Linked DNA regions of Homo sapiens: region 1 is linked to region 2. A link is an interaction called in ENCODE POLR2A ChIA-PET data of the cell type or tissue named here. Cell type or tissue: MCF 10A. All regions are shown on one strand. Links, peaks and the distances in the headings refer to the core of each region. The heading gives the core; the rest is flanking DNA. Region 1 has its middle 110 kb from the start of TRIM37. Region 2 overlaps TRIM37 (tripartite motif containing 37).

The links. Peaks named below come from ENCODE experiments on the same cell type or tissue, not always from the same donor. Only the 100,000 strongest peaks of a DNase experiment are listed, where the experiment ranks them.
Region 1: POLR2A ChIA-PET joins it to region 2 with 5 read pairs; 3 of 35 experiments call an interaction of 5 or more read pairs at or near these places.

What each region holds. Positions count from the first base shown.
Region 1 is chr17:58,990,671-58,996,051 of GRCh38, forward strand. It overlaps a transcript of TRIM37 not described here. Among named protein-coding and RNA genes, the nearest start is that of TRIM37, 110 kb to the right of the region's middle. RefSeq lists a silencer at 2,827-3,027. In MCF 10A, for the core only: no CTCF peak of the experiment used is centred there; a DNase peak (open chromatin) is centred at 2,181.
Region 2 is chr17:59,045,963-59,051,343 of GRCh38, forward strand. It overlaps TRIM37 (tripartite motif containing 37), which reads right to left. Exons shown (of 24, transcript NM_015294.6): 14 at 5,252-5,366; 15 at 3,216-3,431; 16 at 1,721-1,857. Among named protein-coding and RNA genes, the nearest start is that of TRIM37, 58 kb to the right of the region's middle. In MCF 10A, for the core only: no CTCF peak of the experiment used is centred there; no DNase peak of the experiment used is centred there.

The sequences.
Region 1 (5,381 bases), core at 204-5,203, 55 kb before region 2:
ATCCCAGCTACTCAGGAGGGTGAGGCAGGAGAATCACTTGAACCCGGGAGGCAGAGGTTGCAGTGAGTCGAGATCATGCCACTGCACTCCAGCCTGGGCAACAGAGTGAAACTCTGTCTCAAAAAAAAAAAAAAGAAAGAAAGGAAAAAGAAAAAAAAAAATCAGAGCACACCAAGCAAGGTAAATACCAACCACACCACACCTAAGAAAAAGAAGTTTCCTGGCCAGGCACGGTGGCTCACGGCTATAATCCCAGCACTTTGGGAGGCTGAGGTGGGCAGATCACCAGGTCAGGAGTTCAAGACCAGCCTGGCTAACATGGTGAAACCCCATTTCTACTAAAAATAAAAAAAAATGAGCTAGGTGTGGTGGCGCACGCCTGTAATCCCAGCTACTCAGGAGGCTGAGGCAGAAGAATCATTTAAACCCAGGAGGCGGAGGTTGCAGTGAGCTGAGATCGCAGTATTGCACTCCAGCCTGGGCAACAAGAGTGAAACTCTGTCTCAAAAAAAAAAAAAAAAAAGAAAAAAGTTTCCTCCTAGTTGGTTACACTGGTGAATTCTACTAAACAGTTAAAGAATAAGGCCAGGCAGGGTGGCTCATGCCTGTAATCCCAGCAATTTGGGAGGCGAAGGTGGGTGGATCACATGAGGTCAGGAGTTTGAGACCAGCCTGGCCAACATGGTAAAACCTTGTCTCTACTAAAAATACAAAAATTAGCTGCGCGTGGTGGCAGGTGCCTGTAATCCCAGCTACTCGGAAGGCTGAGACAGGAGAATCGCTTCAACCTGGGAGGTGGAGGTTCCAGTGAGCCGAGATAAAAAAAAAGTAATAATAAATAAATACCACCAATTCTACACCCTCTTTTCCAGAAAATAGAACACTCATTTTATGAGGTCAGCATTACTCTGACACCAAATCAGATGACGACAGAAAATTTCAGACCAGGATCGCTCTGAATATAGATGGAAAAGTTCTGGCAAAATATTAGCAAAACAAATACCATTACACACCTATTAGAATGGCTAAAAAATGGCTGGTTAGCTCAGTTGGTTAGAAGAAAAACCAAAAAGAATGGCTAAAAAACTTCTGGCAGTGCCAAATATTTGTGAGATGCCACTGGAACTCTCATGTGCTACTGATGGGAATGCAGAATGGTATGTCACTGTGGAGGTTGGGCAGCGTCTCAGTAAAGACTCTACTTACCATATGACTCAGTGCAATGAGTGCTGACACCAACCACCCGGAGTTAGGTCAAACTGTACAGGTTATGGGCAAAGTCTTCCACAAGACTGCCCTCATTCCAGACACAAGCTCCAAGTTCCGGGATCCTGAGGCCACCCTCACTTCTGATCAGCTGATTACAAATTTGGGCGTATTTGCTATCCTACTCATGTTTAATAATTGACTAGAACAACTCACAGAACTCAGAAATGCACTTATGATCAGAGTTTCATTATGACAAAAGGTTACAAATAAAGCCAGCTAAAGGGAGAGATACATAGGGTGAGGCCTGGGAGAGGCCCAAATGTGAAGGCCCCTTGACTTCAGGACAACTTACTCTCCAGGCACACTGATATATATATATATAAATATAAATATATATATATTTATATTTATATATATTTATATATATATAAATACATATGTAAATATATATATATATATATATAAATACAGAGTACTGTCAACCAGGGAAACTCACTCAAGCTTTAGTGTCCAGTTTTGAGACGGAGTTTCACTCTTTTTGCCCAGGCTGGAGTGCGATGGCACAATCTTGGTTCACGGCAACCTCCACCTCCCGGGTTCAAGTGATTCTTCTGCCTCAGTCTCCCAAGTAGTTGGGATTACAGGCATGCGCCACCACGCCTGGCTAGTTTTGTATTTTTAGTAAAGATAGGGTTTCTCCATGTTGGTCAGGCTGGTCTCGAACTCCCGACCTCAGGTAATCTGCCTTCCTCGGCCTCCCAAAGTGCTGGGATTACAGGCGTGAGCCACTGTGCCCGGCAGGTGTCCAGATTTTTTACTGGAACTTCCTTATGTAGGCATAACAATCATTGGCAATGAGTTGAACTGGGCTATCACATGGTTCAGAGCTCCAACTGTCTAATGACACCCACAGCATTTCTGGTGTAGCCAGCCCCGATCCTGAGTCATCTCATTAGCATACACTAGCAAGGCCCACCATAAATAACTCCTAACACTTGAGGAATGCCAAGGATTTAGAGGGCACTTCCCAGGAACTAGGACAAAGGCCAGACAAATTCTCTATTGCACACCCAGCAATCCTGTCCCTAGGCATATATGGTTTGGCTGTGTCCCCACCCAAATCTCATCTTGAATTCCCACATATCATGGGAGGGACCCAGTGGGAGGTAATTGAATCATGGGGGCAAGACTTTCCTGTGCTGTTTTTGTAATACTGAATAAGCCTCATGAGATCTGATGGTTTTATAAGGGGGAGTTTCCCTGCACAAGCTCTCGTCTGCCACCACATGAGATGTGCCTTTTACCTTTTGCCATGATTGTGAGGCCTCCCCAGCCACGTGGAACTGTAAGTCCAATAAACCTCTTTCTTTTGTAAAATGCCCAGTCTCGGGTATATCTTTATCAGCAGCATGAAAACAGACTAATACAGCATGTAACACTCTAGAGAATAAAAGCTTACACTCACACAAAAATCTGTACCCAAACGTTTACAAGAGTCTAATCACCCTAAACTAGAAATAACCCAAATGGGCAAATGAATGAACAGTGGTATATCCACACAGTGGACTACTACTGCTCAGCAATAAAAAAGAAGGAGGTGCTGATTCACACAAGATGAGTGAAACTTAACTGCACTTTGCGAAGCGAGAGGTCAAACTGTGATCCCGTTTACATGACTCTGGAAAAGCAAAAACTAAAAGGGCAGAGAACAGATCAGATCAGATCAGATCAGCGGTAGCCAGGAGCTGTGGGGAAGGGGGGTGGTTACCTATAAAGGGCCAGCACAGGGGAATCTTGGGGGTGACTGAAATGTTCTGTATAGTATTGTGGTGGCGGATACAAGACATTTGTTGAAACCCACAGAACTGTATGCCAGAAAGACTGAATTTTAATGTATGTAAATTTACAAATTAACCAGGATATGTGGGGGAGGACAGAATGTAGACCATAACAGATGAACCTGTTACACCAACGAAGCACAAAATCACAATGAAGGGATTTTGTGAAAGAACAGAACTAATGTAATTTTGAACCTAAATATCTTTGAAAAAAATGTTATGACACAATACTGAAAAGCTAAAGACTAAAAGAACTGTATACAAGCACTGTATTTTAGGTGGTAAATCTGTTTTTTGTAGGGCATAGCCTGGAATCCACAGGAGGCCAACGGTTCTGAAGCTACTTGTATATTAGGGTTGAACAAGTACATACATATATTGTAGCTAATGAGAGCTAGGCTTCTGTCAGAGAAAGGCATTATAAATAAGAGGGAAGGCCAGAATGAGGCCTCTGGAGCTGAACTGTTACCAATATAGACTCACAGTCATAGTGACACACACACACAGATATGTACAGAAATACACATAAATGTGTGTATTTGCATGAGTTAACTATACAGTCAGCCCTCTATTATCTTTGGTTTCTGCATCCATGGAGTCAACCAACAATAGACAGAATTTATTTTTAAAAAATAATAAAAAAAATAGCACAATAATTTACATAGCATTTACATTGTATTAGGTATTACAGGTAATCCAGAGATGATTTAAAGTATCTGGGAGATCAGGCGTGGTGGCTCACACCTGTAGTCCCAGCTACCTGAGAGGCTGAGGTGGGAGGATTGCTTGAGCCTAAGACTTCATAGCTGCAGTAAGCTATGCACAGCTGCACCCTAGCCTGGGCAACAGAATGAGACCGTCTCAAAACCCAAAACAAAGTATCCAGGAGGATGTGCACAGGTTATATGCAAACACTATACCGTTTTATATAGGGGACTTGAGCATCTGTGGACTTTGGTATCCACAGGGAGTCTTGGAACCAATCCCTCACAGATGCTAAGGAACAGCTGTCTATATACATTTTCTTTCTTTCTTTTTTTTTTTTTTTGAGACAGAGTTTCGCTCTTGTTGCCCAGGCTGGAGTGCAAATGGCACGATCTCGGCTCACTGCAACCTCCGCCTCACGGGTTTAAGCGATTCTCCTGCCTCAGCCTCCTGAGTAGCTGGGATTACAGGCATGCGCCATCACAGCCAGCTAATTTTGTATTTTTAGTACAGATGGGGTTTCTCCATGTTGGTCAGGTTGGTCTCGAACTCCCGACCTCAGGTGATCCACCTGCCTCAGCCTCCCAAAGTACTGGGATTACAGGCATGAGCCACTGTGCCCGGCCATACATTTTCTTTTTTTTGAGACAGTGTCTCACTCTGTCACGCAGGCTGAAGTGCAGTAGCACGATTTTGGCTCACTGCAACCTCTACCTCCCAAGCTCAAGTGATCCTCCCACCTCAGCCTCCCAAGTAGCCGGGACCACAGGTGTGCACCACCACACCCAGCCAATTTACATTTTCTATCTATCCATTGAGTGGGACTAGAAGCAGTGACAGTCTAATAATAATAAATATGTGGCATCCAAATCTTTGTTTCTAGATAGCATTCTCCAATAAAAAGAACCATGGTTCCTTAGGAAGTGGTTAATTCCATGGCTGGGGTAGGCATCTTGTGATGTCAGAAAGCAAAGAAATGCTTAAAAAAAAAAAAAAAGAAGAATGAGACATATGAAAAGGGCACAGGAGCCAATCTGGAAGAGTTTCCAATGGCTAAAATTAGAACAAGCCAAGCTACAAAATATTAACAGTATTGAGTCATAACTCAAAAATAAATATCCATCATATATAGATATATAAAGTAGCTGATATAAATAAGTAGCTGAAATTACAAAAATGGGGAAGAAGGGACTTTTCCTCACAGCATTCTAACAAAAAACATAGAAGAAATTAGTGAATTAGAAAAGTACCATTAAAACATTACAGTAATAATTCCCATAGGCAAGATCGACTACTAGGTGCTAAAATTCGTAAGCAAGAGTTTTGGCTGGGCGCAGTGGCACATGCCTCTATCGCAGCACTTTTGGAGGCTGAGACGGGAGGGTCACTTGAACCCAAGAACTCAAGAACTCCATCTCTATAAAAAATACAAAAATTATCCCAGTGTGACTGCGCATGCCTGTAGTCCCAGCTACTTAGGAGGCTGAAGTGGGAGGATCGCTTAAGCCCAGGGGGTTGAGGCTGTATGAGCCAACATCGCACCACTACAGCATGGGTAACAAAGCCAGACCCTGTCTTCCAAAAAAAAATAATAATAATAATTAATAGAAACAAGGTATCTGCATAGTT
Region 2 (5,381 bases), core at 130-5,129:
CCAAGATCGTGACACTGCATGCCAGCCTGGGTGACAGAGCAAGACTCCATCTCAAAAAAAAAAAATTATCCACATTAATGAAATTCATTAGTTCATCAATTAACAGGGCAGAAGGAAAAGCTCTTCCTTAAATTGCAACTAATGAATGAGTAAGAAATAATGGAATTAGAAAAACACCACTTGGCAATCAACACAGTAACCTTTTTCAGGCAACACTCATCAAAGGGTGTCAAAATTCATAGGAAAAAGTAGGATGAAAAATAGGATATTTACAGTCCCATACATAAGATACTTATTAATTATAAAGGAAAAAGTACAAATTTTGGAGTGAAGAAACCTGGCGGATGCTACCTCAACTAAGTGATCAAAATTAACCACAAGTAATGGGACATACTGACATCATGCTCCACTCTGTATGACGCAGTGAAAAGGATACATTATCATTTCCGTAGTATCCCTGCCAAAAGTGTGTAACCTCTATCTAATCATGAGGAAACTTCAGACTAATCCAAACTGAGGGACTTTCTACAAAATAAACTATTCTGTATTTCTCAGAAAGTATTAGTCATGAAAAACAGTTTTTTTTTTTTTTTGAGACAGAGTCTCAACTGTCGCCCAGGCTGGAGTGCCGTGGCGTGATCTTAGCTCACTGCAAGCTCCGCCTCCCGGGTTCACCCCATTCTCCTGCCTCAGCCTACCAAGTAGCTGGGACTACAGGCGCCTGCCACCACACCTGGCTAATTTCTTTTTTGTATTTTTAGTAGAGACGGGGTTTCACCGTGTTAGCCAGGATGGTCTGGATCTCCTGACCTCGTGATCCACCCGCCTCAGCCTCCCAGAGTGCTGGGATTACAGGCGTGAGCCACCGTGCCCAGCCGAAAAACAAATTTTTAAAAAAGTAACCCAGATTGGCCAGGTGCGGTGGCTCACGCCTGTAATCCCAACACTTTGGGAGGCCGAGGTGGACGGATCATGAGGTCAGGAGATCAAGACCAACCTGGCTAACACGGTGAAACCCCGTCTCTACTAAAAATACAAAAAATTAGCTGGGCGAGGTGGCGGGCGCCTGTAGTTCTAGCTGCTCGGGAGGCTGAGGCAGGAGAATGGCGTAATCCGGAAGGTGGAGCTTGCAGTGAGCTGAGATCATGCCACTGCACTCCAGCCTGGGCGACAGAGCGAGACTCCGTCTCAAAAAAAAAGGAAAAAAAAAAAAGTAACCCAGATTGAAGATAACTAAATCGATTTAACAATTAAATGCAACATGATCCTGACAAAGGACATTACTGGCAAATTTTTAGAAGGTTACAGTATTACATCAATGTTAATTTCCAGATTTTGATAACTATTCTATAGTTATGTAAGAATATCCTTGTTTTTAGAAAAGTACACAATGAGAAGTATATTCGATCTCAAGTGTTTCAGAAAAAATTATATACAGAGAAATATAAAGCAAAATATTCATAGGGAATGAATCTGTGTGAAGGAAACATGAAATTCTGAACTTTTCTTAAGTATAAAATAATTTCAAAATTCAAATTTAAAAGTTAAAACACAAACAAAAATTATTGGCTAAGAGCCCAGAGATTAGAGAGAGAAAACTGACTATTGATTCAATCTTTCAAAAAAGTGCTGAATATCCCTACATTTAAGTGTGAGTTAGTTAATATGCTTCTAATAATTACCACTTAAATGCTTTACAGTAGTAAAGTGGGAAACTCACATAGTTTCTTCATCAATATCATTTTCTTCTGTATTACTTGTTGCTGTGGAACTAGCAGAGGAACTGCTGCCATCGAGCTGATTTACTTCATCCTCATAAACAAGATCCAGATCCAGATCTCCATCTGAAAGCTCGTGCTAGATCAATGCCAAGAAAACAAGACGTCTATTCCAAATGTTTCTACTCAGTTGATCACCCCATCCAGCCCATAAACCAAGCACCAAAGAATAATACAGTTTTCAAAAATCTATTTTCTGCTCCTGTGCCTCAGCTGCTGAGCCCTGTAGAGAAAAATCACACAACCACACTGACTGATATCATTTTACTAACTTATGCGTGCCGCCTTCAGCTGGGCCCTCAGTGTGACTGGAATCCTTCACATATTCCACATCAGCTTCCTCACAGAGTAACGTTTCAAACCATCACTCCTCAATTCTACCTAATTTTACCATTATCAAGGTCATTAATTAACACTGTCACCTATCTGCACAGAAAAAAAATACCCACTATTAAGCAAAAACTTCCCCAACTTTTCAGCTGCCTTACCTGCAAACTCCACCCTTCCTTTAACTCAGTTTATCAAAGGTTAACTGCTTCACCTGACTGCTCCATTCCAAACCCTATTATCTCTAGTTTATCAAAGCACTTAATCTGTGCATTCTCTCGACCCACTGGGTCCTTCATTTTAACTTAAAACTGAAGTCTCTCATCTTAAAAATTACTACAAAAAAACCAACTGTCTATGCATCCCTTCTTATGTAAAAATATCAACTACTTCTTGAACTCTTATTCTGGATTCTGACTGTTGTTTAGCTGGGATAGAACCTGGCTAGCTACCGAATCCTAAATCAGTCTACCTACGTAAGTAATGATAAGGCATGTACTAGTTTCAGTGAATGAAAATAGAACACCTTTTTTTTTTCTTTTTCTTTGAGACAGAGTCTTGCTCTGTCTCCCAGGCTGGAGTGCAGTGGCACAATCTTGGCTCACTGCAACCTCCGCCTCCTAGGTTCAAGTGATTCTCCTACCTCAGCCTCCCAAGTAGCTGGGATTACAGGCAAGCACCACCACACCCAGCTAATTTTTGTATTTTTCGTAGAGACAGGGTTTGGCCATGTTGGCCAGGATAGTCTCGAACTCCTGACCTCATGTGATCCACCCACCTTGGCCTCCCAAAGTGCTGGGATTACAGGTGTGAGCCACCGCACCCGGCCAGAACACATTTTTAAAATCCACAATGTATGGTAGTTTAGGTTTTAAAATGTGTATCACGGTTTGTTTTATACAATGTATTGTTTTTTTCACAACCTTGAAATGCTTTGATTCAACAACTTCTGACTTATTAACATTTACATAAGGGCATACATACATTACTAATGGAAATCAATGGACAATATTTTTAGCCTACTGTTTTAGCACATAATATGTTAAAAGCCATGATGCTACTGTTTTTTTTTAATCAAACACAAAAATCTAAAACTGGCCTCATTATTACATGATAATCTTCATTCTGAATCTTCTCCTCATCTTCTTCATCCTCTTTGGCCTCTCTTACAGAAGCTGTAGTAGGACCACCTTCGAGAAGCATGTCAGAGCATGCAGACTTCTTAGCTCGTGTCTCCAGAGCATCATCATTTTGGGGGCTAAGATGGTTATCTGGTGGTGACAAATCTCTTGACTTCTGAGTTCGAGACAGCTCAATAGTAAGTCTCTTTTAAAACAAGAAAAGCACAAATATTAGCCACAGCTCACTGGCACAGTAAAAGATGTCTCAAGTGAAAAAAAAATGCATCCAGATGTTTCTAAAACCATTGCTTTATTTATTTTTTGAGAATGGTCTCACTCTGTTGCCCAGGCTGAAGTGCAGTGGTGCCATCATAGCTCACTGCAAGCCTTGAACTACTGGGCTCAAACGATCCTACTGCCTCAGCCTCTCAAGTGGCTGGGACTGGAGGTGTGTGCCACCATGCTTGGCTAATTTCATTTTTATTTATTTTTAGAGACGGTATCTTGCTATGTTGCTCAAGCTGGTTTTGAACCCCTGGGCTCAAATGTTCCTCTGGCCTCGGCCTCCCAACATGCTGGGATTACAGGAATGAGCCACCTCACTTGGCACCATTTCTTAAACCATTTCTCTGAATCCCTACTGCCTTTTATTTATAAAAAAAAATTGATGACAAAGATAAACTGCCCCATTTATGCTCATCCTCCTTCTTTCATATCCAGCCTAAGCTAAACATACAATTAGCAAACAGTATAGTGAATACAGGCAGTTTTAAATAGCACATTTAACATGAAAATCTCTGAAAGCATGTATTTATTCACATTTTCCTCCCTGACCTATTAACGACTCTCAGCACTCCAAACCTCCTGCCACACCCTAACTTCCTAAGGGAAATGAAACATTCCTTAGTTTACCACTGTAAAATAAAAATTCATCAATTAATCTTCCCCAGTGCTCATTCAACAATAGTAAGAGTTCAAGATGGGACAACTTTTAATTGTGCTATAGCCTAGAATCCTCTAAATCCAAGATAACTTGTGGAAGAGAAACTAAGTCACTGACAGAAACACAAACAGCTTACCTCAAACTACAGCCACACTGTTCAAAACAACTTTATGCAATGATGGAAATGCTCTAGATTTGCAGTAACCAATGCAAGCACTTGAAATGTGGCTACTGCAACTAAGGAACTAAATTTTTAATTTTAATTAAGCTAAATTTACAGACCAGGCACAGTGGCTCACACCTGTAATCCCAGCACTTTGGGAGGCCAAGGCAGGCAGACTGCTTGAGCCCAGGAGTTCAAGACCAGCTTGGGCAACATGGAGAAACCCATCTCCACAAAAACAAAAACTAGCCATGACACATGCTCGTAGTCCCAGCTACCTGGGAGGCTAAGGTGGGAAGATCACCCGAGCTTGGGAAGTTGAAGCTGCAGTTAGTGGAAATTGTGCCTGGCAACAAGAGTGAGTCCGACCTGTCTCCAAAATAAAAAAAAATAAAAATAAAGTGGCAGGGCGTGGTGGCTCATGCCTGTAATCCCAGCACTTTGGGAGGCCGAGGTGGGCAGATCACGAGGTCAGGACATCGAGACCATCCTGGCTAACACTGTGAAACCCTGTCTCTACTAAAAATACAAAAAAATTAGCCCGGTGTGGTGGCAGGCGCCTGTAGTCCCAGCTACTCAGGAGGCTGAGGCAGGAGAATGGCGTGAACCCAGGAGGCGGAGCTTGCAGTGAGCCGAGATTGCACCACTGCACTCCAGCCTGGGCAACAGAGCGAGACTCCTTCTCAAAAAAAATAAATAAATAAAGTAAAATAAAAATTTACATGGCCGTATGTGGCTAGTGTCTACTAAACTGGACACTGCAGAACTGGTAAGGATGGGGAACAAGATAACTAGATTTTTTTTCTAATTACAAATTACAAAATTACAAATAGCAATAAAATATATAAAATCTAATTACAAATATAACAAGCCAAAAGGACAATAGGAAACACCAAAACAGAAATAGATATTTTCTTACCTCTTTAAGGTTGTTTATTTGTTGGATATAACTAGTCTGTGCAGCTTCCAACTGAGTAATGTACCAATGCTGGTCCCGGGATTTTTGAAAGAAAGTTGGTGAACGTACCTGAAACCTTAAAAGAATTGTG